2 separate regions of the Homo sapiens genome follow, and region 1 is linked to region 2. Evidence: chromatin loops called from intact Hi-C (ENCODE). Cell type or tissue: HepG2. All regions are shown on one strand. Links, peaks and the distances in the headings refer to the core of each region. The heading gives the core; the rest is flanking DNA. Region 1 overlaps CPSF3 (cleavage and polyadenylation specific factor 3). Region 2 holds the start of LOC105373417 (a long non-coding RNA gene).

Evidence for each region. Hi-C counts contacts between places; a loop is a spot of excess contacts. Peaks named below come from ENCODE experiments on the same cell type or tissue, not always from the same donor. Only the 100,000 strongest peaks of a DNase experiment are listed, where the experiment ranks them.
Region 1: it touches region 2 in a loop (21-fold over the local background); 42 of 110 quality-filtered maps call a loop at or near these places.

Annotation. Positions count from the first base shown.
Region 1 is chr2:9,432,206-9,445,986 of GRCh38, reverse strand. It overlaps CPSF3 (cleavage and polyadenylation specific factor 3), which reads right to left. Exons shown (of 18, transcript NM_016207.4): 5 at 13,299-13,476; 6 at 12,027-12,116; 7 at 9,626-9,776; 8 at 5,321-5,496; 9 at 4,011-4,169; 10 at 2,326-2,472. Among named protein-coding and RNA genes, the nearest start is that of CPSF3, 15 kb to the right of the region's middle. In HepG2, for the core only: a CTCF peak has its summit at 9,126 (motif pointing right); a DNase peak (open chromatin) is centred at 9,096.
Region 2 is chr2:9,134,056-9,151,428 of GRCh38, reverse strand. LOC105373417 (a long non-coding RNA gene) reads left to right here and starts at 5,519. Exons shown (of 4, transcript XR_922775.1): 1 at 5,519-5,826; 2 at 12,176-12,298; 3 at 13,526-13,683; 4 at 16,376-16,409. RefSeq lists enhancers at 954-1,873, 8,314-8,393, 8,510-9,407, 11,226-11,726. In HepG2, for the core only: CTCF peaks have their summits at 8,520 (motif pointing left), 11,537 (motif pointing right) and 12,694; DNase peaks (open chromatin) are centred at 8,558 and 11,538; H3K4me3 peaks cover 1,112 bases; H3K27me3 peaks cover 1,935 bases.

The DNA of each region.
Region 1 (13,781 bases), core at 4,599-12,598, 300 kb before region 2:
CATCTGCAGAACAGCTGTCGGTCATGAAGATTAAGCAAGTCAGTTCATATAAAACACATATACAGTGTCCGGCACATGGTAAATAATCAATGTTAGCTAGTATTCATTACTACCACCAACACTACTAGTATTGCAATTTTATCCTGCAGCTATACTTTTGCTGGAGCTGGTTATCACAAGAAAATGAGCATGAAGTTCAACCCAGGAACTTAAACTGTCAGCAGAAGTAGAACCAGGAGAGTGACAGGATGAAATGGGGCTGAGGATGAGGTGGTGACACCACACAAAAGAGCAATTCGGCTTTTCCTCCCTGGCTTGGAAATCTGGGGGAGTGTTCATGCACACAGACAATAAGAAACACCTGGGAGGAGCCTACTCTGTGACTAAACCCTACACACTGTGATGCTATAGACAGGAGAGTGATTTTTCTTGACCAAATAATCTGCTCATTAAGGGCCAGTGGCAAATACCTGTGAGGCCTATCATGCTAGAAAAAACTCAAAAACGAACAAAAGACTGCATGAAAAGGTGCTCAACATCATTAGTCATTAGAGAAATGAAAATAAAAACCACAACGAGATACCACTTCACATTTGCTGTAAAGTGACACAACCCGAGTGTCCACCCACAGGTGAATGGATAAACAACATGTGGTCTACATATAACGGACCATGACTTCGGCATGAAGTGCTGATACATGCCACAACATGATGAACCTTGAAAACATCATAGGCATTATGATTCCTCTTATATGAAATACCTAGAATAGTCAAATTCATAGAAACAGAAAGTAGATTTGAGATTACCAGGGTTGGCGGAAGGGAATGGGGAGTTACTGTGTAACGGTACAGAGTTTCTGCTTGGAGTGATGAAAAGCTGTGAAAATAGACAGTGGTGATGGTTGTACAACACTGTGAATATAATTAATGCCACTGGTTTGTACACTTAAAAATGGTTAAAACTGCAAATTTTATGTTAGATATTTTACCACAGTAAAACGTATTTAAAAAACAACAAGCAAGGCCAGGTGCAGTGGCTCATGCCTGTAATCCTAGCACTTTGGGAGGCCGAGGCGGGCAGATCACCTGAGGTCAGGAGTTTGAGAACAGCCTGGCCAACATGGTGAAAACCTGTCTCTACTACAAATACAAAAATTAGCTGGGCGTGGTGGCACGTGCCTGTAATCCCAGCTACCCGGAAGGCTGAGGCAGGAGAATTGCTTTAACCCAGGAGGCAGAAGCTGCAGTGAGCTGAGATTGGCGCCACTGCACTCCAGCCTAGGCAACAGAGCAAGACTTCATCCAAACAAACAAACAAACAAACAAACCAAAAAACACCCCAAACAACAAGCAAACAAACAAAACTAACAAAAGGCCATTTCTCCTGCTTTCCAATACATTTGGAAAGGGCACGTCATCTATTTTCTATGGACACATGCTTCATTAGTGTTCTTCTAATTAAAAATACACACTTTTTTCAGCTTACCCCTCCTTTCCAATTCCATCAAAATATCTAACTTATTTTTAATAAGTTACACGATACTTAAAAATATAAGTAAGTCGGCCGGGTGCAGTGGCTCGCGCCTGTAATCCCAGCACTTTGGGAGGCCGAGGCGGGTGTATCATGAAGTCAGGAGTTCAAGACCAGCCCGGCCAAGACGGTGAAACCCCATCTCTACTAAAAATACAAAAATTAGCCGGGTGTGGTGGTGGGCACCTGTAATCCCAGTTACTCAGGAGGCTGAAGCAGAGAGCTGCTTGAACCCGGGAGGCGGAGTTGCAGTCAGCCTGGGTGACAGAGCAAGACTCCGCCTCAAAAAAAAAAAAAATATATATATATATATATAATATATATATTAAGCATTTACTATGTGCCAGGCACCATATTAAGTGCTTTAGATATGTTCTTTCACTTCATCCTTACAATAACCTTATGAGCTATTATTCCTATTTACAAATGAGGTACAGAGAGGTTAAGTAACTTGCCAAGGGTTACATAGTAAGTAAGAGATGGAGCTGGCATTCCAAATGAGCAGTCATACTCCAAGCCTGGCTCTTAAATTATTGGAGAGGCAGCAGAAAATAACAGAAAAACATTAGGATTGGGGTTGGTAGGTCTGAGTCAGTCAGTTCTGGAGAAAGGGGGCAGCTTGCTGAAATCAAAGGGGAGTTGTAAAGGCCAAATCCGAGTGCATGTGAAAGGCTCTGCTCAGGGGGTGTCGCATTAGTAGGTGATGATGCCTGCTTTGTGAACTGCCTGCTGCACAGTTTCCTGGGTATGCACTTTTTTTCCCTTTAATACAATAAATGAAATTCATAGACTAACCACATGAGGCGGTTTCAAAGCACGAATAAATTCACTGGTTTGCTGGTAATCCGTGTGAGCTGAGAAAGAAATGTAATCAACAGACATTTTCAGTGGTAACTTCTGTCCAGACATAGTAGTGATTTCTTCAGGTTCAGACATGATGTGCTGTGGAAAATAAAGAAAAATAACAAAACAAACTACCCAGTTATAATCGTAAAGGTACATTTTCATTTTTTTCATGCAGTCATAAATTCATGTTAAATTTAGGACCTTACGCACAAAATCATTCTAATATAACTGACTCAGTAAATATCAAATACTCATGTTCTCAATCAAGCAAACATTTAATGAGAAAAGTAAACAAATTAACTAAAACTCATCTATCTGGAGTGCTGGCAGTGAGAATCATAACTCTTATGCTTAGAAAGACAAACCTGTATTCCCAACTATTCTTGTGCTCTCCAAAGTCATTTCCTAGATATGTGGATATATTTCTATTCTGAAAATCTTTGTTTTTTCAAATAGGGTCTCACTTTGTCACCCAGGCTGAAATGCAGTGTGCGATCTCAGCTCACTGCAGCCTCGACCTCCTGGGTTCAAGCAAGCCTCCTGCCTCAGTCCCCCAACTAGCTAGGACTACAGGCACGTGCCACCACACCTGGCTAATTTTTGTATTTTTTGTAGAGATGGGATTTCTCCATGTTGCCCAAGCTGGTCCCCAACTCCTGAGCTCAAGTGATCCACCTGCTGTGGCCTCCTGAAGTGCTAGGATTACAGATGTGAGGCACTGTGCCAGGCCTGGAAATTTTTTTTTTCTTTTTTTTTTGGAGATGGAGTCTTGCTCCGTCACCCAGATTGGAGTGCAGTGGCGCCAATCTCGGCTGACTGCAACCTCCGCCTCCAGTTTCAAGCAATTCTCCCTGCCTCAGCCTCCCGAGTAGCTGGGATTACAGGCATACGCCACCACGCCCAGCTAATTTTTTGTATTTTTAGTAGAGACGGGGTTTCGCCATGTTGGCCAGGCTGGTCTCGAACTCCTGACCTCAGGTGATCCGCCCGCCTTGGCCTCCCAAAGTACTGGGATTACAGGTGTGAGCCACTGCACCCAGCCTGGAAATCTATTTTAAATACAACATTGTCACTAAAGAACTTTATAGAATAAGGTAAAGTAATAAAGATTATCAAAGAATCATATCATATTTTTAAAAATAAAATAGAGGATGAGAATGTGATGCCTGGATGCTCAGAAACTGCCTCCCAAGTTCTGCATATATTTTCTACAATTTCTACATCCCTAAGAGCTGAAAATCAATGTTTCATAATAGTAGAAAGTGGTCAACCCAAACACATTCTACAGCTTTTTAAGATCATATGTATTAGTCAACCTCTTCTTCATGAGAGGACGGAGAGTATTCACGTGTTTGTCTCAAACAGGTTCCTGTCCATTCTTCTCTACTTGCAACCAGATGAGCATTTCTCAAACTTTAATGTGTATATCAATCACCTGGGACCTCATTATGCCATTCAGTGTCTGCATAATTCTACATCCTACGCACATCTCTAGCTACCTATTCCCGTCCTCATTTTTAAAAATCAAAACTTGTATTATTTGAAGAACTACTTCAGTGCAAAAACCTGTGAGGACCGTGCCACCTCCGTGATTCTGAATAGGAATAACACAACAGCCTATGACTGTAACTGACCTTGGCAAGTGTCCCTTCTACACAGTATCCCGCTATAATGACACCATTCCTCTTATCAGTACACCAGCTTTCAAATAATTCTCTGGATAAGCCACTTTGCATCATGCCTGGGGAGGCCATTACAACACTGGGACCAATGTCATCAAAATGATCCATGCTCTAAGAGAGAAAACAGAATGGGAAAAGTATGTTAGCTACCAGCAGCTGACAAAGCATTCTTTCTTTTTAAAGAATAACAAAAGGCTAAGAGATTAATCACATCACTGAAAGAGCCTTCACAAGATCTGTAAACATTTTAAGTTCAGTTGCCAAATTCCTAAACAGTTTAGGCTAGGAATGGTAGAAAAACCAAGTAATAAAAAGCGGTAAGTTCACCCCGATCTTCAAAACCTTCTGTTGGTAGCTAGAGGGCCATCAGAACCATCAGGACCATCTTCAGCGCCTAGCAGGCAGGCAGAAAAGTAAAAGGAAGAGTCAAATGGGTCTTGATCTACCCAAGACACAACTCTGAAAAAATATTCCCAAAGACTCACAATAGCTTTGCATGCTCCATGCATGTTTTGAGCTGGCCTGGAAATCAAAAGGTTTAACATTGTTCTAGGGAGAACTTGTCTACAATCCTTAAGCAGTTAACTTAAAATAAATACTTTATGAACAAAGCCTATTTACAACTGGAAGTCCACTTTTAAATTATTTCGGATATCAATTATTTTATTATGATTCAAGCATCGAGTTAAACAGTATTTTTTAAATTAAATAAAATCAGATTTTATTGAATGCTTCCAGAAAAGTATATAAAAATTTTCATATATAGAATTTGCAGCACTAATCAAAAAGATGATTTGGTTTGAGTGAGAAGAGAAACTTAAATACATAATACAAAATATTTTTCTCCTCAGAACTTTTTATGCCTACGGCAAAAGAGATGAGTATTATAAATACTGAGAACACATGGCTACTTGGGGCAAGTGGCAAAATCTGTTGAAGCAGAAAAAGAATGTCAGCTGCTGAAGTTTTGATTTTCTGCAGAAAAACGACACCTGTTGAGAAGCGGTAAGACTCCAGCAAGAGGAATTCAGCCAGAGTCACTGACAAGCACTGCCTACGATTTTTATTTTATTTTGATAGAGACAGGGTCTCACTATCTTGCCCAGGCCGGTCTCAAACTCCTGAGTTCTAGTGATCCTCCTGCCTTAGACTCCCAAAGTGCTAAATTACAGCTGTGAGCCATCACTCACGGCCTCGTACCTCCTACTACTAATGACTGATTTGGTTTTATCCATCCTTGTCTTTCTTCCACAAGCACTCACCTTGAGGTTACTAATGTGTTTGAAAACAAAGGGATTATTGATGTTGATCTGTTTGCGGATTTTGTCATTCATGGCATTTACATATGTCTGGTACACTGCCATACACTTCTTGGCCAAAGATGATGCATAGTATATTGGAATGTCATGTAGTTCTGGGTGATTCTGCCAGTACTCATCTAGAGAGATTTTGCAAGAAACAAACATCACTTTGTTAGATGGGGTAAACAGTTCAAATAACAAATGATACACACAGAACAAGAAATGATACACATACAACCAAGAAATAAAGCACACAACTATATTTTAAAGAGTTTAAGCAAAATTATCCTGGTTGTAACTAACTTAAATTTACAAAACCAAAACTTATTTCTAAATAGTGCATGACCTAAAAAGAATGCTATGATCATAGTCCAAAGATGTGGAGGCTTTTAAACATGACTCAGTATAAGTTTACACTGAAGTCTATAACTTACTACCATAATAAGACACTAAATAATACATTTTTATTTAAATGTATTAGAAAAGTGTACTAGAAAAAATTCTGTGATGGTTTTAAAAATGTATTATTAATATTTCAAACAGATTTATTGAGTGCTAATTACAAAAGAGAATTGCCAAGAGTTAACCGATTTTGAACACTTAAAAAAAAAGTATAGTCATATTATGCTATTATTGTTTGTTTTTGTTTGTGTTTTACACCCAGGCTGTCGACTAGCCTTGAGGGTAGTGGTATGATCATGGCTCATGGCAGCCTCAACCTCTCAGGTTCAAGTGATCCTTCCACCTCAGCCTTCTGAGCTGTGACTACAGGAGTGTGCTACCATACTTGGCTAATTTTTTTTTTTTGAGACTGGGTCTCATTATGTTTCCCAGGCTGGTCTCAAACTCTGGACTTAAGTGATCCTCCTGCCCAGCTTCCCAAAGTGCTGGGATTACAGGCATGAGTCACCACACTCAGCCATGCTTGTATTTTTAAAAACCTACTAACCAGTTTCTGATAATTAAAGAAAGCAGTGGGTAATATACCGTCAAAAGACTTATGTTAAGGGAAAAGCCCTCATTAAATCCCAAAATTTTATCAGGGTAGTATGGCTGAAAGACACCCTTTATTCTAATAGGTGCCTCTGCAGTTTGAAAATGTATTATATGCCTATTATATAATTTACATCTGTAATTTCTTTTTTTTTTTTTTTTGAGATGGAGTCTCACTCTGTCGCCCAGGCTGCAGTGCAGTGGCGCGATCTCCGCTCACTGCAAGTTCCGCCTCCCGGGTTCATGCCATTCTCCTGCCTCAACCTCCAGAGTAGCTGGGACTACAGGCGCTGGCCACCATGCCTGGCTAATTTTTTGTATTTTTAGTACAGACGGGGTTTCACCAATTTACATCTATAATTTCTAATTTTCAAAACAACTTACGAAGACTTATCACCATTTTAACTAGCAAACTAAGGGTAAAAAAAAAGGCTGATTATTGTGTGAATGTTATTCTTCCATTTGATGTATCAATGATAATTTTATATGAGGACAAAGACTTTCTGTCACATGCATTACAAATTTCCTGCTTTGTCTTCTAGTTTATCCCATTCATGATTTATTACTCTTATGATTTCTTAGATACCCTAAAGCGGACTACATCCCACAATCATGCCACCATTTCTTGGTTTGTTGTGCGTGTTTTTATGAATAAACTCTGAATATTAAAAAAAGTTAAATAATTTGCCCAAGGTCATATGGCTCTAGCCATATGATAGATTTCATCTGAAACACAGATAAGATTTGAAAGCAGCTGTTCTTTCTATTATACTACATTACAAGGGAGAATTGAAGGAAAAAGGGCAACCAGTTGCAAAGAACAGACGGTAGAATTGCCAGATAAAAATATCAAATACTCAGTTAAATTTGAATTTTAGGTGAACAACAAAAGATTTTTAGTATAAGAATATATACTAACGAGACCAGCCTGGCCAATGTGGTGAAACCTCGTCTCTACTAAAAATACAAAAATTAGCTAGGATCCCAGCTACTCAGGAGGCTGAGGCAGGAGAATAGCTTGAACCCGGGAGGCAGACGTTGTGGTGAGCCGAGATCGCGCCAAGCCGAGATAGCGCCACCACACTCCAGCCTGGGTGACAGGGTGAGACTGTCTCAAAAAAAAAAAAAAAAAAAGAATATATATTAAATATTTGGTACACTTATACTAAAACATTATTCATTATTTATCTGAACCTAAAATTTAATGAGTTGTCCTCTAGTTTTATTTGCTAAATCTGGCAACCCAATTTGATGGTGGCAACATTGTTTCAACTTCCTAACTTCTCTGTTCTTCATCTTACAGGTTACGAAGACTTTGATTTCAAGACTTCTAAGGACGAATTTGACTTGCAGTTAGGAAGGAGGACCAATCAAGATCAAAAGACTGAATTAGATTCGGATTTGGGAAATTCAGCTTCTAGAAGTCCTATCTATTACAGATTTCCTTTTCATCTGGGGTCATTTCTTCCAACTTTCCTTCTGTTTTCCTTTTCAGTGTGACAGGGATACTATTTTTTCTCCTCCTCACCAAGATGGCAGAACAGAGAGGATGAGCTAAGATGCAAGTGTTTCTAGTGCTTCGCACAGAGGTGACACTCATGCAAAGCACCCATTTTATTATTTGCTTTTTTTTGAGACAGGGTCTCATTGTGTCGCCCACCCTGGAGTGCAGTGGCACAATCTTGGCTCACTGCAACCTCTACCTCCCAGGCTCAAGTGATACTCCTACCTCAGTCTCCCAGGTAGCTGGGACAACAGGCGTGTATCACCACGTCCAGCTAATTCTTTGTATTTTTTGTAGAGACAGGGTCTTGCCTTGTTGCCCAGGCTGATCTTAAATTCCTGGGCTCAAGTGATCTTCCGCCCTTAGCCTCTCAAGGTGCTGGAATTAGGGATTACAGTCGTGAGCCACTATGCCTGGCTGTAAAGTACCTTCTTTTATTCTTCAATAAGAGTGCTCTTCCCAACTAGAATCACCGAATGTGAGGTAGAAGGGATCATGAAGTACAAATGTATGCTAAAAAGTAACAACCATTGTTTCTCTTATTACAAAAAATTATACATGCTCACTGAAGTACTTGTAAAATGGAGAAAAGCAGAAAACAAAAAATATCATCCATATCCTCACTATCCAGATTTAGTAGCTTTTCAGTCATTTGTGTGTGCATTTTTTACCTAACTAGGATCAGAGTACATATAGTTTTTTTTTTGTTGTTGTTTGTTTGTTTGTTTTGAGACAGTCTCCCTCTGTCACCGAGGCTGGAGTGCAGTGGTGCAATCTCGGCTCACTGCAACCTCTGCCTCCCAGGCTCAAGCAATTCTCATGCCCCAGCCTCCAGAAAAGCTGGAACTACAGGTGTGTGCCACCACACCTGGCTCATTTTTCTATTTTTGGTAGAGACGAGGTTTCACCATGATGGCCAGGCTGGTCTTGAACTCCTGGCCTCAAGTGATCTGCCCACCTCAGCCTCCCTAAGTGCTAGGATTACAGGCGTGAGCCACCACGTCCAGCCCAGAGTAAATATAGTTTTGAACTCTACTTTTTTGGTTGACTTAATATATTATGTGCAAAGTATGTAATTACTCATCTGTAACACAATTTTTTCCTACAATGCTATATTTACTCACATATTTCTTTGAAAATACTAAAATGATGAATACCTTTCCTGACAAAATTTTCTGTACATCTCATTTATTTCCCAGAAGCGGAACTGCTGGCCAAAGGGTACACATATTTTAAGACTTCTGATGGCAACCGGAAGGGGTCGCCAGTTCACATTCCCAACAGCAGTGCATGAGAGTTGCTGTTTTCCTGGGCTATTCCTAGATCCAAATCCCTATTATTATTATTATTATTATTTTTTGAGATGGAGTCTCGCTCTGTCGCCCAGGCTGGAGTGCAGTGGCGCAATCTCGGCTCACTACAACCTCCACCTCCCAGGTTCAAGCAATTCTCTGCCTCAGCCTCCTGAGTAGCTGGGATTACAGGCATCTGTCACTGTGCCCGGCTAATTTTTGTATTTTTAGTAGAGATGGGGTTTCACCATCTTGGTCAGGCTGGTCTTGAACTCCTGATCTCGTGATCTCCCCACCTCAGCCTCCCAAAGTGCTGGGATTACAGGCGTGAGCCACCGCGCCCGGCCCCAAATCTCTATTTTTAAATGAAGAAAACTGAAGTCCAGAACGGTGGAATGACTCATCCAAGACCACATTATTATCTTGATAAAATGACAAGATTTTGATCATCGCCTAAATACAAAGGAAATGGCATACCTAGAATCAAGAGCAGCTCCTGAGCCCTTCCAAGAGCAAAGACAGGAATGAGACCCCTGCCTCCTCTGTTTACAATATCGTGGACAGTGTTACAGAATCTTGCTTCTCGCTCTTCACGTTTCTCATGGATATGGGTCCCATAAGTAGATTCCTAAATAATACATTAGAAGTGTGAGACTAAGACCAATGATCCTCCAAGAATTCAAAAGTTAAACATCAATGAAATACTGAGGGGCTAAGCAATTCACTTCTCCATTAGCATGTCATTTACTCGAACATGTGTTGTCATAATAGTAATTGGGAAGAGCAAGCAAGAATGCTAGAATTCAGGCCCAGCGTGGTGGCTCACACCTGTAATCCCAGCACTTTGGGAAGCCAAGGTGGGTGGATCACCTGAGGTCAGCAGTTTGAGACCAGCCTGGCCAACATGGTGAAACCCTGTCTCTACTAAAAATACAAAAATAAGCTGGGCGTGGTGGTGGGCGCCTGTAATCCCAGCTACTCCGGAGGCTGAGGCAGGAGAGCTGTTTGAACCCAGGAGGAGGAGGTTGCAGTGAGCCGAGATCGCACCATTGCACTCCAGCCTGGGCGACAGAGCAAGACTCCATCTCAAAAAAATAAAATTTAACAACAACAACAAAAAGAGGCCGGGCATGGTGGCTCATGCCTGTAATCCCAGCATTTTGGAAGGCCGAGGCGGGTGGATCACCTGAGGTCAGGAGTCCAGTCTGACCAACAGGATGAAACCCCGTCTCTACTAAAAATACAAAAATTAGCTGGGCATGGTGGCGCATGCCTTATAATCCCAGCTAGTCAGGAGGCTGAGGCAGGAGAATCACTTGAACCTGGGAGGCAGTGGTTGCAGTGAGCCGAGATCATGCCATTGCAGTCGCTCACTCCAGAGTGAGACTCCATCTCAAAAAAAAAAAAAAAGAATGCTAGAATTCAAATCTAAGAACTTTTTATAAAATGAAATAGTCCAAAACTGTATCTTCTTCCCATGTCCTTTTTTAACCATTTTGCTTTCCATTAGGAAGAAAAAGGTTATTTCTCCCACCTCTGATAAGTCAAAGCTTTTAAAATAGAAACAGATGTTGTTTCTTATACTTCTGTTTAAGAATATCCTTAAAGTCTTACTAGGTATGGTCCACTGACCAGAAGATTGACATCCCTTGGGAGCTTATCAGAAGCGCAAAATCTCAGACCCCAGCCCAGATGTACTGAATCAGAATTTGTATCTTAGCAATATCATCAGATGATTATAAGCATATTAAAATTTGAAGCACTGCTCTAAAGTATGGTACTATGAAAATAGCTACTTTTTCTGAGGGTTCAAAAAATAAATCTTCCCTTAAATTAAGTTTATATGCTGGGCATACCATGAGCAGAGTCCAATCTAATCTGCTCACATGTTGCTTATGGACAGCAGTATGTACTGGCCCACATGCCTGGGCAGCTGGGGAACATGGTAGGTGGTGGAGGAGAAACAGACAACTCTTCCTCCTTGAACCACATACACCTGATGTTCTTATATACACCAAAAGCTTGCAAGATTTCTCTCCCAACCCCTGACTCTACAGTCAGCAACACACATCCCAAGCTGCCCCCAAAGAGCTTCTGTACACAGTTCATTTTTTTTGCTCCCCTGGGACTTGCAACCTAGTAGGCAGACATGACACACAAAGATAAACAAAACGATAAGTTAGCATGGACTAAGGGCCTGAGGATAGTCACCATGGCAAAGGCAGTGAGGTCACACCATTTTAAAATGACCCGTAAGATGTTCTTCTACATATTCTCATCTAGAAATATATATTTAGAAGACAGAGAGAGGGCATAGCCAGTAAAAATGATCCTGCCCAGAGACAGCCTGCTGATCCTGCCCAGAGGCAGCCTGGCATCTCTGATATTAGACTAGAGTTAATGCATTTAACAGCAAGAAAGTGAAACTGCACTACAAAAAGAAGCACCTGCCCCAATTTTTTTTTTTTTTGAGACTGAGTCTTGCTTTGTAGCCCAGGCTCGAGTGCAGCAGCGTGATCTTGGCTCACTGCAACCTCCACCTTCTGGGTTCAAGTGATTCTTGTGCCTCAGCCTCCCAGGTAACTGCACCACCACACCCAGCTAATTTTTGTATTTTTTTAGTAGAGATGGGTTTTCACTGTGTTGGCCAAGGTGGTCTCTAACTCCTGGCCTTAAGTGATCTGCCCACCTCAGCCTCCCAAAGCGCTAGGATTACAGGTGTGAGCCACCGTGCCCGGCCACCAGTTTTCTTATATTTTAAAAAAGGTAAGTTTATATCCAATAACATATTATGAAAGTGAGATCACAGTATTATTTTCCAAAAGAAAAAAAATCTGCTTACATTACATTGATTACAATATAGTATATTAATACTTACAATGATAAGAATATCAGGCTTAATATTAGGAATTTCAGCTGCCATTAAGTGCCTATCTTCTTGTCTTGAGAAATCACCAGTGTACAAAAGCTGTGAAAAAGATAAAACTAGAAAGTTAGGATTTGGGGAAGGCTTCATTTTGCTAGTGAATAGATTAAACTCATGAAATCCAAAAGTGCAGTTACAGTTTTTAAGTCTAAAACTGATGAAATTTACATGCAGTGCTTGTGTCCAATTCAAAATGTGTAGTTCAGTCAGTAAACGGTTCAGTGCTTCAATTATTTCCTCTAGTAAATGGGAATAATCTATTCCCAGTATCATCTCACAATGATAACCTATATAACATTAATCCACTTGAGAAGTGCTCTGAACTTCTTAGAGAAAAAGGGCATGCAGACAAGGAAAGGAGTGCACTGAGGTACATGGTCTAAAACCGGAGATAAAATCATAAGAGGGTCTGCATCAAATTCCAAGAGAATTCACATCTGCATTTGTGCTACTTATTTTTTGTGCCCTGGAGCAAACTGCAAGAATAAGTGATTTAGTGATATACTTTACAATTCAATGTCTAAAAGTTCCAAATGTATAAGCAGCTGTGAAAAATTTAGGACGTGACACTAGAGCATTGGTTCTCTGGCTGACGTTAGAATCACCTAGCAAACTCGAAAAGGAAAAGGCCAAGCTGCGCCTCCAGATTTTGATTCAACAGTTATTTTCAGCAGCTCCCTAAGTGAGTCTTATTTGCAGCCTGAGTTCAGAGCGGCTGCTCTGGAGTCTGGAAAGCCAGCGGCCCACCCACGTTGTCAGAAGTTCAAGGCTTCCCCAAAGATCTTTCCTAATTAACCCCTTTCACTCTTGCAGTCCACCCTGCTTAGGGGCTTACCTGTGAATTCTAAGACATCAGGGGGACATGAATATCAAATTGTGTTTTAATTTTAAACGAATGCAGCCACAAAGACACCTCTTCCCTAACCAGTTTTCTAAAGCAAACGGAATCCTATGGTGTCAGGGAATCACTTTTTGAGATGTTTATTTTACTCTTTTCTCAGTCTTTAAAAATTTTTTTTTCCTCAGTCTTGATAAAGAAAGTATTGTAATGGAGGTAGGAACTGCAATATTTAAAAGGAACAAGCGTTAACTGTATTTTTATCTTATGTTTCCGTGTTCTGACACTTTGCAAGTCTTAGGGAATTTTTTTTTTTAATAGTACTTGGTGGCACAAAGCTCTGTACTGATTTCTCTGGGGAGAAAAGCGCCACAGCCAGAGGGTACCTTCACGCCTGCGATCTCAATCATGAACATGGCGGCTCCTAGGACGTGACCTGCATGGTAACACCAAAACTTGATTCCCGCAACTTCCTTAACTTCATGAAAGTTGATAGTTTCAATTTTGTCCATGCTTTCTTCCAAATCTGTCTCGGTATACAGCATGTCGTCTGCTGATATGTTACTAAATTTTGAAAGATGCCAGCAAAAACAATTAAGAGTCAGATTTTTTAAAAAGCCTTTGAACACAAAGAAATTGTGGATAACATCTCCATGAAGATATTTCTTTAAAATATACTGTATGAATCATGTATTTAAAATTTCTCAGATATTTTGTGTATTTTTTTTTTACTCTATTGTGTGTATAGCTACAAAACTTGATTTTAAACAAACCACACAGGAAATTAAGACACTGAGCTCAAAGTACTCTCAATTTTCAATAATACATACAATAAATTAAGACAAAATACTCTTTAGGATAGTACTTCT
Region 2 (17,373 bases), core at 5,295-13,294:
CCCGAGTCCAGAGTGAAGTCTCTCTCTCACCTTAATTCTCAGCGACCTTAATGATCCCCGGTTCCCTCCCCGCAACACCCAGTATGACCAGCTTCCTAGGCCTTCTTTCAGGGATGTTTATGTGTTTTTTCCCACTTGTTGGTCACTATGGCTACATAACAGATTACCCTAAAATGTTGTAGCTTAGCGTTTATGATCCCACAGCTCCTGTGGGTCAGGAACGCGGTGGGCTTAGCTGGGCCCTCCAGCTCAGGGTCTCTCGCTGGCTACAGTCAGGGGGAAGCTGGGGCAACAACCGCTCCACACTCACTCAGGTGGCAGCCACAGCGGCCGCCGCAGGTCCCCACAGAATGTAGACATCGGTTTGTTGCCTCTTGGGCCTCTCCACAGGCATTCCCTCAGCGTGAGCAGGGACACAGGCGAGAGAGAGCAAGAGTGAAGCCACCGTCAGTGTGTAACCTGGTCTAAGAAGTGACATCCCCTCACCTTTACACGAGGGTGTCAGCTCCAAGAGGCCAGGGTCTACGGGTCTTTTTGGTGAAGTGTCATTTCATCCCTGGAGTTTGCCCCTGGGGTTCCACATGGTTTTCCAGCCAGTGTTGGGGCTCAGGTGGGGCCATCGAGAGCCGCTGAACTCTCATCCTCTCCAGGTCCCGCCAGCCACCTCTCAGCGAGGCCCCGAGGGGCCAGCAGCCCTAAGCGGAGCCACAGAGCCCATGGCTGGCTCTTCTCCAGACCAGGCTTATCTGACCTTCCCCAAAGCCCCCGAGGGGTGCCAGGGCCACACCACAGCCAGCTGCAAGGGGACAGAAAGGCAGTTTGCCTCAGCAGCCATCAGAGTCTGTCTCCCTGGGGTGAGAGGGACTGATGGGGACCCTCCTAGAACCAGAATTCTAGGGGTCAGCATAGTGAGGAGTGGTGGGAAAGGTGTGGACCAAGTTCCGTTCAGATGGGTTTGGGATTGACCCGCCCAACACTGTCCCCACCTGGCTGTGTGACCCTGGGCAAGTCGTTCAACCTCTCTGAGCCACTGTTTCTTTATCTATAGAATCAATAAAAAAAAAATCTTTATCAAAGAGACCCATCCCAGAGGACTGCTGAGGTGACTCAGTGAAGTGACGAGCATAGAAATGCCTGGTGTGGTGTCTAGGAAAGGAGAGGCAAGCCCAGCCTGCTCCACCGCCTCATGGAGCCTACGTCGTTCAGAACCCTGCTCTGCCCCACAGAGCGCACTGCCCCGGAGTGTGATTTTATATTCATTGCAGCCAGCCCCCTTCTTGGCCTCCAGTTTCCAATTTCCACGCTGGAGCATGAGCTCTGAGGCCAGGGGCCATTTTTGGCACAGCCTTGATCATTGCCTGCCCACAGGGTGCTCTAGGAATTCTTGCGGAGTTGACAAAAGCTGGTTCCCTTTCCATTGACAAACTTGGCTCCTTTCCTTCCCACCCAAACACCCCGCACTGGCTGCTGGAACAGTCAACGCGTCCCGGGCACTGAGGACTCCCTGCATGCCATCGGCCTGAGGCCCTCACACGGTATCCCAGCAAGTCCCCATGGCGTCTTGGAGGAGGCGCTATTGATCCCATTACACAGACAAGAAACCGGGGCCCTGGGGGCTTAAGTAAATTGCCCCATGCCACACTATTTGTAAGTAAGAAAGCCAGGATCCCTGGCCTATTCCAGACTGAGGTCAAACTTACCACCTCCAAATCATTGTCTCCCCAGGTTGAATCCTCTTCTCCCCACCTTAGGTTGCTCATCGAAGTGTCATTTTCTCTGGAGCTGACCTGATGGGGGTGTGGGGAGCCCACTGATGGGGTTGTGATACTGGGGGGCAGGAAGGAGCTGGTCGGCCCTGTCCAGGTCCACACAGAGCCCAGAGCCGCTGAACGTCACCAGGATCCCCCCAGCCAGGGGCTGCCCTGGAGATGGGAAAGTGGCCCAGGGGTTTTGTCCAATGATCGTCACCTGCTCTTTACAGGCAGGCACCTGTCCTGGGTTGCTCTTCCCGAGGGTGGCTTGGCTTGACTGTCCCCCAAACAAGAGTGGCATAAACAACCGGGCAACCCCCCGAATTTCCCAGTCGGGCAATCAGCAGAGCCGCAGGAGCAGCAGCTGAGGCGGGTGCAGGCCCTAGGACTCCCCGGCCTGGGTGGCAGCAGTTGCAAGCCGGGTGCTTGCTGGAGCCAGGGCAAGCCCCTGACCCTTCCCTGTCCCTCACTCTTGGTGTCATCTGAAGGGCTGTGTGGGGACTGTCATTCCCAGCCAGTGCAGCCAGCACTCTTGCAGATTAGGCGCTAAAAGACCAGTCCAGCCTGGGTTGTGTGCAGCAGGAATATGTGGGAAGTCCCCATTTCCAAGTCACCTCCCCAGGCTATGGCAACTCATGTTGACCGTCTGAGGAGCAGAGTTAAGCATTTGGCATTCATTTTGTGCCAAGGAAGATTGCTCTGGGCAGTGGCTCTGCTTGGCATGAACTTCAGCGTTGGCAGCATGTGCCCATGCCTTGGTTCATTCATTGAATGGTTGTTCACTAGCTGTGTGGTCTTGGACACCTTACCTAATTTCTTCAAATGTCTTTACCTGTAAAAGGAGGATATTAAAGGTTCCAACCACATAGGGTTATAAAATTGTGATAATGCAATAATGCTTGTAAAGTGCTTAGCACGATGCCTGGCGCGTAGTCAGTGCTTGGGAAATCTTTGTGATGATCGAGCACTTGCTGGCCACCTCCACGTGCCAGGGAAACAGAAAGGAGGGAGGTGATTGGAACCCTGGTTTTTTTTTTTCTTTTTGAGACAGAGTCTCGCTCTGTCACCAGGCTGGAGTGCAGTGGCACGATCTTGGCTCACTGCAACCTCTGCCTCCCTGGTTCAAGCGATTCTCCTGCCTCAGCCTTTTGAGTAGCTGGGACTACAGGCACCCACCACCACATCCAGCTAATTTTTGTATTTTTAGTAGAGATGTGGTTTCACCTTGTTGACCAGGATGCTTTCAATCTCTTGACTTAGTGATCTGCCCGCCTCGGCCTCCCAAAGTGCTGGGATTACAAGTGTGAGCCACCACGCCCGGCCGGATCCCCGCTTTTAATGAGTTCCCTGAGTAAATGCAGAAGCAGGTGTGGAACCCCCTCACTGTAGCAAAGTGATAAGTGCTGCAAGGGACCACAGAGGAGGGAGGAACCAGCTGCCAGGGAAGGTCAGGTCAGGAAGCCCCCAGAGATGGTGCCATCGCAGCTGAGACTCTGTAGTGTGCTGGTGGGGGCACCTGGAGAATGGAGCTCAGACAGAAGTGGCTTTCCCCTGGCCCCCACCCTGGCTTGGCCGAGGGGAAAGGAGCACAAGGCAGCAGCCAGAACTGAACTCTGCTGCCAGAATGGTGGCGGGGAAAGCAAGGCTCCTCATCAAGACAAGGTCAAGGGGATGTGGCTGGTGGGTCCCAGAAGAGTCACTGAGCAGGAGTGTGGGCCGGGGACGGAAGAGCAGAAAACTCAAGAAGAACACAGGGGGTTCCCATGTCATCACCTGAGGCAGGGGCCTTGTCTGTGGCTTGGGGTACCTGCTTTGCAGGGGCCATGTGAGCACACAGCTGCCTTTAGAGGACCAGGGACAGGGTAGGCCAGCAGAGGCAGAGGTAAGAACAAGAAGCAAAGGAACCCCTGAAAATCAGAAGCCACCATGGAAAAGGGGGCAAAGGATATGGACAGGTAATTTATAGATTTCCCCAAATCAAACAAGCATATCAAGAGATGCCCAAATTAGTAATCAGAGAACTGTATTGTACATTAAGACAATAATGAGGTATTATCTTAAGGCCACTCGACTGGAAACACTCAGAAACCTGAGGACGGACGGGAGGAAATAAAGGACGGGCCTTCCAGTGCGAATGTAACTGTCCTTCTAGGGGCAGCTGTGAAATCAAGCACAGGTTTATTCTGTGACCCAGTTGTTCTACTCCCGGGAATAGTTCTCAAAGAAATTCTCACCTAAGGGGCATATACAAATTCATGCCCTGCAGCTTTGTTTGAGATGGTGTCAATTTAAAAGCAATCCAGGAAAATAGATGCATGAAACGGTTTTAATCCATACTTTGGAGAACTGCGCAGCAATGAGAATTAAATGAGTTGTGCAAAGAGCAAAAGGAATGTGTCTTAAACTAAACAGTGTTTAGAGAAAATGGTCAAAAAAATGTAATATATAAAACAACACCATTTATAGGCATTAAAACACACACAAAAACTTGGCAACACGTATTTCACAAGACCCAGATGAAAGATACATGTTAACACAGGTAGCATTATTGCCTTTGGGAAGAAGGGAAATGGGAGTGGTCGGCAGAAATGAAAGAGATAACATTGATTATTAAAAAGATGGGGTCTTGCATGGGGCACTGACGGCGTTGAGGAATATGAGGAACTCAGCCTCATGCACCTGAAGTATAAAGAAAAACATGAAAAAGCATGGCGTGTTTGGGAGCCTTTTGTGCCAGTTGCCCAAACGCAGGGTGGGTAGGAAGGTGTACGGTGAGGCTGCAGGGGAAGGCGGGGGTCAGATCCTGCAGGCTGTGGGTGGCAGGTCACCAGGGGCCACTGACATTCTTACATTGTTGAATGATGCCATCAGATGTGGAGGATGGATGGGAGCCAGGAGACCAGTTACAGATCCAGGTCAGGGGTTGGCTAGCTTTCTCTGGCAAGGGCCAGAGAGCCAATATTTGGCCTAAGACAGTGGCCTGTGGGTCTTGGTGCAGAGTATTGGGTCTGGGTGGTGGCAATTGGAAAAGGAGAGATGGGGCCAGGTATGAATGCCGCCGGGGGATGGAATTGGCCAGACTTGGGGGATGGGGAGGGGGTGGTGATTCCCAGGTTTTGGGGAACTAGGATGGTGAGTGGTTCAACCAGGTGTCAACCAGGACAGGAAATCCAGGGGGAGAAGGTGGGTTTGAGGGTGAGGGTTCATTTCTAGACTTGTTGAATATGAACACTTGTGGGGCGTCTGAGAGACGTTCAGTGATGAGCATCCGACAGTCAACTCTGAAGAACAGATTTGAGGTCGGCTGCAAATGCAACAGGGACAGTGGCACACACATGGCTGGTGCCCACCAATGTTTGTTCCCCACGTCCTCCATCCCAGCCCGGGTCTCTTTGTGCCTGGGGGGGGGGGGCCTGCCCCACTCCCAGCAAGGAGGGCCCTGTTTGATGGAGCCGTTCCATTCCCCATGGTCACTGGCTTGGCGTTGGGCACATGGCCCAAGAGGTCCAGTCGAGGTGAACGTCAGGAGTCTTGGTCAAAATCCTGGGCTGGGAGGGTTTTTTCTTTCTTTTTTACTTTCTCTGATTACGGTCGTCTGTGGGTGTGAAGCCTGAAGTCGCCATCGGGTTGCCATCCTGCTACCAGGCACGTGTGAGGCCAGGCCCTGAAGGAGGGCATGGCGGAAGGTGGGATTCCTGTCTCTCCCGCCCTTTGGAGGGGTGGAGAGAAGCAGCTGAACTACGGGTGCCCGGAGGCGCTCAGAGCCCATCAAAGTGCAGCGCTCCCGCTGGCTCCCTCCACCACGCTGGCCTCAGCCCCCCCGCAGGCTTCGTCAGCTCCCACCTGGCGCCGCCTCCAGGCTACTCTGTACCCCTCTGTCCCCTGAGCTGACACAAGTCAGCTTTCTCCAGCCGGCTCTCATCCGGGCTGCACTCCACTTACCAGAGCCTTCCTGAAATGACCACGACAAACGCTTGTGTTACCAAATCATGGAGGCGGCACTCACTGTGTTCTGGACACAGTGCTAAACACGCTCTACAGAGACTAACTCAATTCACCGTTGTTGTGTAAGCGGGTAAGTGCTATAATTGTACCCATTTTATGGCTGAGAAGACTGAGGTATGTGAGGCTAGATAACTTGCCCAAGGTCACAGGTAGCAAGTGGCAGCACTAGGGTTTACACCCTCACTCCCAAATCATTTTGCTCTTCAGACTAAAACACTCCTCTGCTCAATCTAGATGGTTCCCCTCACTTTGTCACCAAGAACCTTGTGGGGTGGGCGTGGTTTCTCCCACTTCATGTAGGAAGAAACGGAGGCTTGGAGAGGGTAATGACTCGTTGGAGGTCACGTGGATGCTAGTGGTGGCGCAGCTGAGATTTGAACTGTCTCCAAATTCCAGACTCCCCTGTTGCATCATCTAGTGCCTGAGAAATTTAGGCACAAGTTTGGGAACAAAAACTCCGGATTGCAGAAAATGGCCAAGTAGGAGAGAACTGTGGCCGGGGAAGCCCAGCCCCATGAGGAGGTAGAAATCAGACAGGAGGGAGGCCTGAGCTGGTGGGGGCTGCAGGTGGTCAGGGACCAGGTTGGGTCCACCATGCCTGGAACATGGAGCTGTGCACTGTGCCGGTTGCCAGTTTAATATCTCATGTGTGTGTGTATGTGTGTGTGTGTGTGTTGTGAATGGAAAATAAATCTCAGCACCCCAAAATCACTAGGCCAAAGGGAAAAGTCAAACAGAGAACTGCATCAGGCAAACCTGCCTCCTATTTGATTCCTAAATAAGATAGCTACAAAGATTAAAAAAAAAAAAAGCTACATGCCTACATACCTCCATCACAATTTCCCACAAGGAAATTCCTTGTGGACGGCAAAACCCTAAAACAGTTCTGTTGAATTTCAGCCTGGCAACGTAAATTGATAGCTTGTCTTCCTAGGTGTGGGAAAAGGACAGAACTCGGTGTTCCCTCTGCTCACCGGAGACAAATGCATATCTGATGGCTTCTTCTGCCCTATTTTAAAATAAAAACGCAGGTTCACTGAGTCAGACTAAGGCCTAAGTGACTATTCCTCTACTCCGTCCTCCCACGTAAATTGTGTATTCAATGAAAGGCTGATCAAAGACCCAAAATAACCTTTTGTTTCTTATCTACCCATGACCTGGAAGTTCCCCCAACTTCAAGTTGTCCTGCCTTAGGGGAGCGAACCAATGTACATCTTACATATATTGATTGATGTCTCGTGTCTCCCTAAAATGTATGAAAGCAAGCTGTGCCCCCACCACTTGGGTACATGACCTCAGGGCCTCCTGAGGCTGTAACATGGGTGTGTCTTTAACACTGGCAAAATAAACTTTCCAGATTGATTGGGTGTCTCAGACACTTTTAGGTTCACAGTGTGTGGTGTGTGTGTGTGGTGTGTGTGGTGTGTGTGTGGGGGGTGTGTGTGTGTGTGTGTGGTGTGTGTGTGATGTGTGTGGTGTGTGTGTGTGGTGTTATGCAATTTATCATGTGATTTGTGTAATCATTGTTATTTACTGGTCTATATGTTCAGTAATGGTGTCTTAGGAACATCTTTGCTTTTTGTTTTGTTTTGTTTTTTGAGATGGAGTCTTGCTCTGTGGCCCAGGCTGGAGTGCAGTGGTACAATCTTGGCTCACTGTAACCTCCGCCTCCCGGGTTCAAGCGATTCTCCTGCCTCAGCCTCCCAAGTAGCTGGGATTACAGGTGTGCGCCACTATGCCCGGCTAATTTTTTGTATTTTTAGTACAGATGGGGTTTCACCATGTTGGCCAGGCTGGTCTTGAACTCCTGACCTCAGGTGATCCATCCACCCGCCTCAGACTCCCAAAGTGCTGGGATTACAGGCGTGAGCTACTGCACCCGGCCTTAGGGGCATCCTTGATAGAGGCTTAAGGCCATGGACTTGAATGAGATTTCCCAGGAGAAGGTGCAGACAGAAAAGGAGGCGGCTTGGGTGGAATGCCAGACAGAAGAGGGACTTTGCTCTGGCCCCCGGAAGAAGCTTCGTGGAGGAGAAGGGTCTATGAGGGGAGGAGACCCCAGAATCCCCTACAAGGGAGGCATCTGGGGCCTGCCCAGCCCTGCTCTTGGGACCCTCTGACCTGGGCTTTCCAGACAGGTCCGTTTTCAAACCCTCTGCTCATGGCTCCCGTACGCCATCAGCCCCAGAATGCCAGCATTTAGGTGCCTAAGCTACACTTCCTAGAAAGCCGTTTGCCTCTGGAATGCTTTGCTAGGTCATGTGTACTGAATTTGGGCTGGAAAAATGTAGCTATATTTGTAAAATATGTCAGTAAGATTGAACACCTGTAGCCAAGCTTGCAGGAGGGACCCCGAAGTCACTGCTGCCAGGCTGGACACGGGGGGCCTTTTGCACCCCCAGCACAGGGCCTGGCACACAAGCCACACTCCGTTGTGAAGCTCGGTTGTTTGTGGTCAAATTCTACACTTTTGGCATCTTTTTTTCAACGAGCGGGAGCACAGCTGTGCGGCGTCTCCTAAAAGCCTTGGCGAGTTAACTCCTACGGAAGTAGGGAAAACGCTTTTCCCCAAGGGGGAGAGAGGTGCACTATTTCTGGAGTAAAAATTTCATGCTCTGTATATTTTTGTTCAGACGTTTGAGCATGAGTTCCTCCGTCTGCGAACTCTGAGTTTGAGGATTCTGAGTCACAGCCCCAGACACGCGCCCGGTGGAAAACGCCCCAGTCCCTCGCGGGGCAGAGGCGGCGCCGGGAACGGTGCGGCAGCACCCCCTGGTGGCGAATGTCGATGCTGCGCCCCGAGGAAGGAAGGCCGGGGAAGCCCTCCTTAGGAGAGGCCCTGCTTGTTACCCCACCCTCCAAAGGCACGCGGCTTACCAGCCTCAGAGGCTCCCAGCTCCACCCTCTCAGCCAGTCTGGAGAGAGCCTGGTGTGACGGAAGGCGGTGTGGACCTAGGAGATAGGGACCGACACTTAGGGTTCCCTGCTGTTTGCGCATCAGGGAATGTGCTGATGAGGACTCAGAGGTGAATGAACCCTAACCCTAGGCCCGGCGCGGTGGCTCACGCCTGTAATCCCGGCACTTTGGGAGACTGAGGTGGGCGGATCACCTGAGGTCAGGAGTTCAAGATCAGCCTAGCCAACATGGTGAAACCCCTTCTGTACTAAAAATAAAAAGAATTAGCCGGGCATGGTGGCGCACGCTTGTAATCCCAGCAACTCGGGAGGCTGAGGTAGGAGAATTGCTTGAAGCCGGGAGGCAAAGGTTGCAGTGAGTCGAGATCGCGCCATTGCATTTCAGCCTGGGCAAGAGCGAAGCTTCGTCTCAAAAAAAAAAAAAAAAAAAAAGAGATGAATGCGATGAATGCACACCCTGGGCTCCGACATCTGCAGGCTCACGTGCTGAGGGGAAGGCAGACCAAGACCATAAGGACCAGAGCTAGAGATTCGGGGCTCAGTAGCGTGGGGTTCTGGCTTTGTCCCCTATCAGCTGTGGGACTGAGGGCAAGCTGCTTAAGCCCTCAGAGACTCAGCTTTTTCATATGTAAACAGGGAAACAGGGCTAATAATTAGTACTTGGCGTAACTATTGTTAAGATACAGTATGTGAAATGAGAGGTACATAATAGATTCACTAAATGGAAGGTAATTATACTTCTTATTCATGTCATAACAACTGATCTGGCAAAGAAGCGAGTACTGGGAGATGAGGGCATGGTTAGGAAAGTCTTCATCAATGGGGAGACATTTCAGCTGGGTTTTGAAGGATGACTAGGAGTTTTCCAATCAAAGGGGGAAGGGCCTCTAGATGGGGGAACTGTGTGTACAAAGGCATAGTGGTAAGAAGTGCTATAGTGCATTTGGAGAGCTGTAAATAGTTCGGTAAATAGTTCAGCAGGTGTAGCTGAAACTGGCCAGGTGAATTTGATCAGAATCTCTGAGAGCAGGTTACAGGAATCTGTGTTTGATAAGAAGTTTCCCAGGAGATTCTGAGGCTGACTTCCCACAGGCCTAAAGTCTGGAAACCCATTGCTGTACCTGACATTCTGCACAATTCTCTCTAATCTGAACCACAACCCAGCAAGATAGAGGTTATTTGTCCTTATTTTACACAGCAGAAAGCCAAGACTCAGAGAGGTAAAGCGACTTGCCCAGGATCACACAGCTAAGGTAAGCCAAGATTCAATCCCTGGTCAGGTTGACTTCAAACCCCATCCACACAGTGAGTGCCCAGTAAAAGCCAGCGATGACCCTCCCTGCCGACGCTCTACAGGCTGGACCCCCAGGTGTGTTGATCCTGTTTCCCTGACTCCATCCTGTTAGGAGTCTGAGGGAAGAGGGGGTTGGGGCCAGGGAAGCACCTCCTGTGGGCCAGATTTCAATGCCACGTAGAGAAGTTTCCCTGGTTAGAATTGCTCATTGGAGGAGGAGAGTCCTGCTCTTCTCAGGAATTTGCCAGAGATAGTTTTGTGGGCGTGTGTGTGTAATTTTTAAAAAATCTAAAATAATCTCTGACTTAAGAAGAGCTTCCACTGCAGCACAAATCATGCATTTTTTCCTGAACCATTTGGGGGTAAATTGTCAACACTTGCTCCCTAATACTCCACCTCCAATACTCCATCACCCCAAATACTCCCATGTACTTCCTGCAAATATGGACTTTCTCCTACATGGTCGGTCAGAACAACCTTCACTCACAACTCAAGTTCGCAGGGCGCGTTGCTGCTGTTCAAGTCTCCCCAGTGGTCTGATGATTTCTTCACAGTGAATGCACCCAGTTCAAAATGGTATGTGGCTTCTGGTTGTCACATCTCCTTAGTCTCCTAGAGTCTGAAGCTGAGCTCAGTCTTTACTTGACTTTCATGGCCTTGACACTTTCGAAGATTAAGGGCCAGTTATTCTGTGGGCTGTGCCGCCACTTGAGAGACTGCTGCCCCCTGGGGATTTGATTTGCGTTATCTGTCTTGGCAGGAACACCTCAGAAGTGCTATTCCACTGGACAGGATTTCAATTTGCCCTATTTAAGCATTGTCTTTTTTTTTTTTTTTTTTTGATGGAGTCTCACTCTGTCACCCAGGCTGCAGTACAGTGGCATGATCTCGGCTCACTGCAACCTCTGCCTTCTGGGTGCAAGTGATTCTCCTACGTCAGCTTCCTGAATAGTTGGGATTACAGAAGTGCACCACCATGCCTGGCTAATTTTTGTAGTTTTAGTAGATATGGGGTTTCACCATGTTGGCCGGGCTGGTCTCAAACTCCTGATCTCAGGTGATCTGCCCTCCTCTGCCTCCCAAAGTGCTGGGATTACATGCCTGAGCCGCTGTGCCTGGCCCTGGCTTGCTTCTTCTAAAACTCTCTTCCACTCCAGGTTCCCCGAAGCCTCGAGCACCCCATCCGGGACCCCCTGGAGCCTCCCCTCCCTCTGCTTACTGCCCCCACCACCCACCTCCCTCCACGTGCTGTAGAAACCTCCCTGACAAGCTGTGGCAGCACAGGGCCAGCTGCCCAGCAAGTTCCCCTGTCCCTCCTGGGGTCACCCAGACTTTACTCTCCTGGGGCTGTCTTTCCCACTTCGAGGTGGAGGAGTCCCTGATTAATTAAGGGTTCTGGCCCTTTGGAATTCATCTGTAGAGTTGCAAATGGACTGCTGGGGCCATATGAGAACCCTGTGATCCTGGGGACGTCACTCAGTGCCCCATCCCCTGATCTCCCTCGGATTCATCTTTCCCTCAGTGCTGGTGGCCAAGCAGGCGCTGCCAGAAATCCCTAGGTGTCCAGGAGGTGGCGCTGCGGGGTCAGAACCTGCACCCTTTCATGCGAATGCAGCTCAGAGAGGGGAGAGTGCAGGGGCAAAGGGAGGGGTGGGGGCTGCGAACTAGAGGCTGTGCAGTCCCCTGGAAGCATTCTGCGTGTGCACGTATGTGTTAGCAAACACCTACATACATACCAGCAAGTGCACATACCCACACATCCATACCAGTACACACACACATCATATATACTAGTAAATAGATACGGGTACACACACATGTATATACCTCTATATATGCACACGCATACATACTAGTATATGTATACACACATACATGCATGATAGTCTACACACACATATACCAGTATATATACACATATATGCAAACCAGTAAATATCTATATGTAATATATATACACGGAAACATGTAGCAGTTCATTGTATCCTCTATGTGAACATGTGTGCACACATCCTAGATGCATATCTGTGCATAGGCACACACAGGTCTGCACATACGTGTGTGCATGTGTACGCACTAGGCCCTGGAGTTTGGGCCACTGACTTCTGCCTCTGAGGCTCGGGACGGCAGCAGCTTCTCCCCCATCACACAGGCCGACTCCAGATCTCCATTCTCCTCCCAGATCTTTTTTTTTTTTTTTGGATCACAGGTGGGCAGGATGGTGGCCTCACCTGATGCAGTGCACACCTCCAACAGGCATCAGATGGAATGCACTGGGAGCAAGATTCTCATAGCAATGACAAAGATCCCCAACACCGTCCACCACGCAGCCGTACGTATGTGTCCTCAGATTTCATGCGGGGCAACTGTGGTTTTCCCCTGAAAGAAGCACCACTGATCCCTGCACAGGAGGGGCGCTGGGGGAAGGGCTTTGAAACAGAGAGGGGAGCCTGGCTCCCACCCTGGCCCAGCGGGGGAGCCTGAGGGTGGGGGTTCTGAACACAGTGTGGGGCTGTGACTGGGCAGCCCTAAGAAGCATGGTCAGTGTGCCATGCTCTGTTCCCAGGGGACTCGATGTTGTGGGTCCAGTTGAGGCGGAGAGGAGCCAGGAAGACAGGACAGGCCAGCTCCTTGCCTGGTGGCTGAGGATTTCTGGTTGTGAGCTTGGGGGACTTCGCAGGGCCGGAGGGGGAGGGTACCTTTCCTAACAGCGACACCCTGTGGTGTTGGCCGCTGCAACAGACACTCAGGTGACTTGTCTGTCTCCTTGAGATGCTGTGACCAGGGCTTGACCTTTGGACTGAGAGAGCATCCGCTGGGCCGGGGGTCTTGGAGTTATTTGGAAGGAGGACCCTGAGATTTCTTTGAGAGATGACCTAATTCAAGAAGCAAGAGGACATGACCTCGCTTCATGCTCCAAGCAGCTGACCTTGGAATCTGGTTATAAATGCGTCTGTGCCTTTCTTGGACAAAGCAGTTTTTGCTTCTGTGTGTGTGTGTGTGTGTGTGTGTGTGTGTGTGTGTGTCTGTCCACTGGCCCAGGGGAGTGTTCCATCCTCAGGTCCCTGAAGCATATCCCAGCAGGGCAGGGTTGGTCCCAAAGGCCACGTGGGCTGCATGATGACCAACTGGCCCTGTGCGCCTGTGGAGCGAGGGAGGAGAAATGGCCAAGCTCAGCTGAGCACACCCGGCCTGAGGGCCCAGGTGTGCCCTGAGAGTCGAGGGCAGATGTAGGGGGGAGTTGGGCCTTTTTAATCATAGAAGCAATGGCCCGCCTGCCACAGTCAATGCTAAGCTCCTCAAACATCTTGCAAGCTGCTTGCTCAGGCCTCCGACTCAGGATTGAACTACATGTGGCACACTCCCGCTACAAAGAAGCCCACATCCTGGCTGTTCCGGAACATTCCTCAGCCTCGCTGGGTGTAACTGTTAAAGGCGCAGTGTGGACGGCGGCTTGTCCTTTCCACTGAAAGAAGGAACAGGTGTCAGGGCTGGAGGGAGCTCACTCGAGGCAGGTGCCTTTCGGTTACCTGGGTTTCCTGCACCTCTCTTCTTGCAGCATTTGCCTCTGGACGCGTGGCCTTGAGCCTGGCCCCTCGAGTTTATCCCAGCGCTTGGTGACGAGACCCCACATACTGCACAGGAGGACAGGCAGAGGGTCAGCCAGAGCGTGGGATGTGGAAGTGCCACCTCCCTTTGCAGGCTGTGTGTCTTCGGGTAAGTAATCAGCTTCTCTGAGCCCCCCTTCCATCTCTGTCAAATGTGGACGAATGATGCCTGCACTTTGTCCCCGTGAGGCTGTCAGGAGGCACCCTGGTGTGGGTGGGAGGGCTTGGTAAACAGCAGGCTGTGCATCTGGTGTTGGTCATCAGGCTCAGGGCTGAGTACACAGCCAGGAGAGCTCACCAGGCCTGGGATGGGGCCAGCTGCATGGAGCTGCTGCCCTGTGGCCCTGCAAAGCCCCTCTTGGCACCGCCGCCGATGTTGACATCTGCAGATGCCACCTTCTAGAAAGTTCCCCTTCCCCAACATGTCCGGAGTCCTCAAGGGATGTGATACTTTCAGTTCCGCTGTACGGCTTGTTTTGAAAATGAAATTGCTCCAATTGCTCCAATAGCAATTCCCAATTGCTAGAGTAGGGAACAATTGGAGCATAACGTGAGTTTCAAAGTTCACATTCGCTCTGCACAATTTTGTCCTCAGAAACACCAGGCGAATGCAGAGAATGGCACCTGGCTGACCAGAACCTAGGAACACACAACCACACCCGTGCACGCACCCTAGGAACACACAACCCCACCCTCGCACACACCCTAGGAACACACAACCCCACCCATGCACCCTCCAGCCCTCCGTTCACAGGGTGTGTTAGGAGTCACATCCACATCCATCCAGCTCTGGTGCTAGAATGCCCCCCCAATTCCAGATCACCCAGCTCACAACCCCAACGCCCACTTCCTCAAACAAGCCTCAAGTCTTTTTAAAGGAAAACACCATATTAATTTTAGTATGTATGTATTTCTTAACCATTTAACATGTAAAACTGTGCTATCTTTTTTTTTTTTTTTTTTTGAGACAGAGTTTCATTCTTGTTGCCCAGGCTGGAGTGCAGTGGCGCGATCTCGGCTCACTGCAACCTCCGCTTCCTGGGTTCAAGCACTTCTCCTGCCTCAGCCTCCTGAGTAGCTGGGATTACAGGTGGCTGCCACCATGCCCAGCGAATTTTTGTATTTTTAGTAGAGATGGGGTTTTGCCATGTTGGCCAGGCTGGTCTCGAACTCCTGACCTCAGGTGATCCACCCACCTTGGCCTCCCAAAGTACTGGGATTACAGGCATGAGCCATTGCGCCCGGCCTGTGCTATCATTTTTATTAGGTTCCAGTCTTTTGTAAATGTCTTGCTGACGAAGCCCCTAACTCTATCTCCCTCATAGCCTGCTGGGTCATCTCACATGAGTTTGCAGAGTGCAGGGATTTTTAGGGATGTCTGCTTCGCAGCATAACAGAACGGACTATTTGTGAATCTGTGGACTGGCCCCGGGTCTCTGCTTCTGCCAGAGCTGTGGGTGAGGCCACCCGGGTGTCAGGACCCTGCCATAGGCAGTGCCGGCTGTGCAAATGTTTGTGCGTACACCTGTTGCTTGCGTTACTGATGTCCATGGGGAAGCAGTGGCAGTTCTCCTACACCAAGTGTGGGTGCCCTCTGATTTACGGGGGCTCATTCACTGAATCGTCACAGCAGCCCCAGAAGGCTGGTACTAATAATATCTTTGCTTTAAGATGAGAAAACCATTTCACAGACAAGTTAGGAAACTTGAGGTCTCATAGCCAGGAATCAGAGGAGTCCAGCTTTGAGCCGCCCTCCTGGACGACGCTGCCTCCCCCTGTACTGGGATGGGCAGGCTGCTTCTGCAAAGGACCAAATAGTCTTCTCAGCTCTGTGAGTCATGAGCTCTCTATTGCAGATTCCTTTGCAGCACAAAAGCAGCCACAGGCCCTTGCAAACGCATTGGCAAGGCTGTGTGAGGACACGCTTTTGTTTATGGACACCAAACTTTGAATTCCTTATCATTTTTATGCATCACAAAATGTTATTCTTTTGATTTTTTTCAACAATTAAAATAACATAAAGACCATTCTTGGCTTATGGATCGTACACAAATAGATGGTAGGCTGGGTTTGGCCCATGGTCATAATTTGCCTGCATAGATCCCTGCTCTAGAGTGAGAGAATTGGTTAAAAGGGTTCCAACGTTTGAATGGCTCTCGAAATGTTCTGGAAATGAAACCATGGGGCTTGCACACATTTACATTGTTAGCAGGATTTTGATGTTCCAGTTTCACCACAATTTCATGCTTATTATTGTTATTATTATTTTTTGAGATGGAGTCTCACTCTGTCACCCAGGCTAGAGTGCAGTGGCATGATCTGAGCTCACTGCAACCTCCACCTCCTGGGTTCAAGTGATTCTCTTACCTCAGCCTCCAAGTAGCTGGGATTACAGGTGCACACCACCACGCCCAGCTAATTTTTGTATTTTTAGTAGAGATGGGGTTTCGCCATGTTGGTCAGGCTGGTCTTGAACTCCTGACCTCGGGTGATCTGCCCACCTTGGCCTCCCAAAGTGCTAGGATTATAGGCATGAGCCGCTGCACCCAGTCCATGCTAATTATTTTTAATGCTTGTTAATGTATCAGTTATAAAATAAAGCCTTTCCCTCTGTTTTATTGGACTGATACATGTACATAGTTGTAAAATTAAAATAGTTACAGCACTTCTAACAAAAACAACTATACCTGCCTCACACCTTCTCACCTGAATTTCACTCTTTAGAGATAAGCATTTTCAACTATTTTAACTTTGCTGGGATTCCCCCATATTGCTTGCTTGCTTGCTTTTTTTTGTGACAGGGTCTGGCTCTGTTGCCCAGGCTGGAGTGCAGTGGGGCAATCACAGCTCACTACAGTCTTGACTTCTTGGGCTCAAGTGATCCTCCCGTCTCAGCCTCCCAAGTAGCTGGAATTATAGGTATGTGCCACCATACCTGGCTAACTTTTGTATTTTTTATAGAGACGAAGTCTCACTGTGTTGCCCAGGCTGGTCTCAAAATCCTGGCCTCAAGTGATCTGCCTGCCTCAGCCTCCCAAAATGCTGGGATTACAGGTGTGAGCCACTGCACCCAGCCTCCCCACATATTTCTAATAATGTGTTTCAGTACTTTTTCTTGACTCTTTCCCCCTGTTTTAGACATTATCTATTGCCTTCCTACTAATGAAGTTTCCTTGTACATGAAGAGGCACAGGGAAATTCACCCTGAAGTTGGCTCCCTGGTGTAATGAGTATTTTGACTTAAAAATTCTTCAAGATAAATATACTGGAAGAGACTTCTCCCTGATCTAGGTAAAGACCTGATGGACCCACCAAGGAGAACTGTTGTCCCCCGCACCCCCTCTCGCTTCTCAATCCTCTGTCTCTCCCCAAGCACAGGATGAAGTTGTTGTCTGCAGTTCCTTTATGTTGCGGGAAGTCAGGGACCCCGAATGGAGGGACCGGCTGGAGCTGTGGCAGAGGAACATAAATTGTGAAGATTTCATGGACATTTGTCAGTTCCCAAATAATACTCTTATAATTTCTTACACCTGTCTTACTTTAATCTCTTAATCCTGTTGTCTTCGTAAGCTGAGGATGTACGTCACCTCAGGACCACTGTTGTGTTAACTGCACCAATTGATTGTAAAACATGTGTGTTTGAACAATATGAAATCAGTGCACCTTGAAAAAGAACAGAATAACAGCGATTTTCAGGGAACAAGGGAAGACAACCATAAGGTCTGACTGCCTGTGGGGTCGGGCAAAATAGAGCCATATTTTTCTTCTTGCAGAGAGCCTATAAATGGATGTGCAAGTA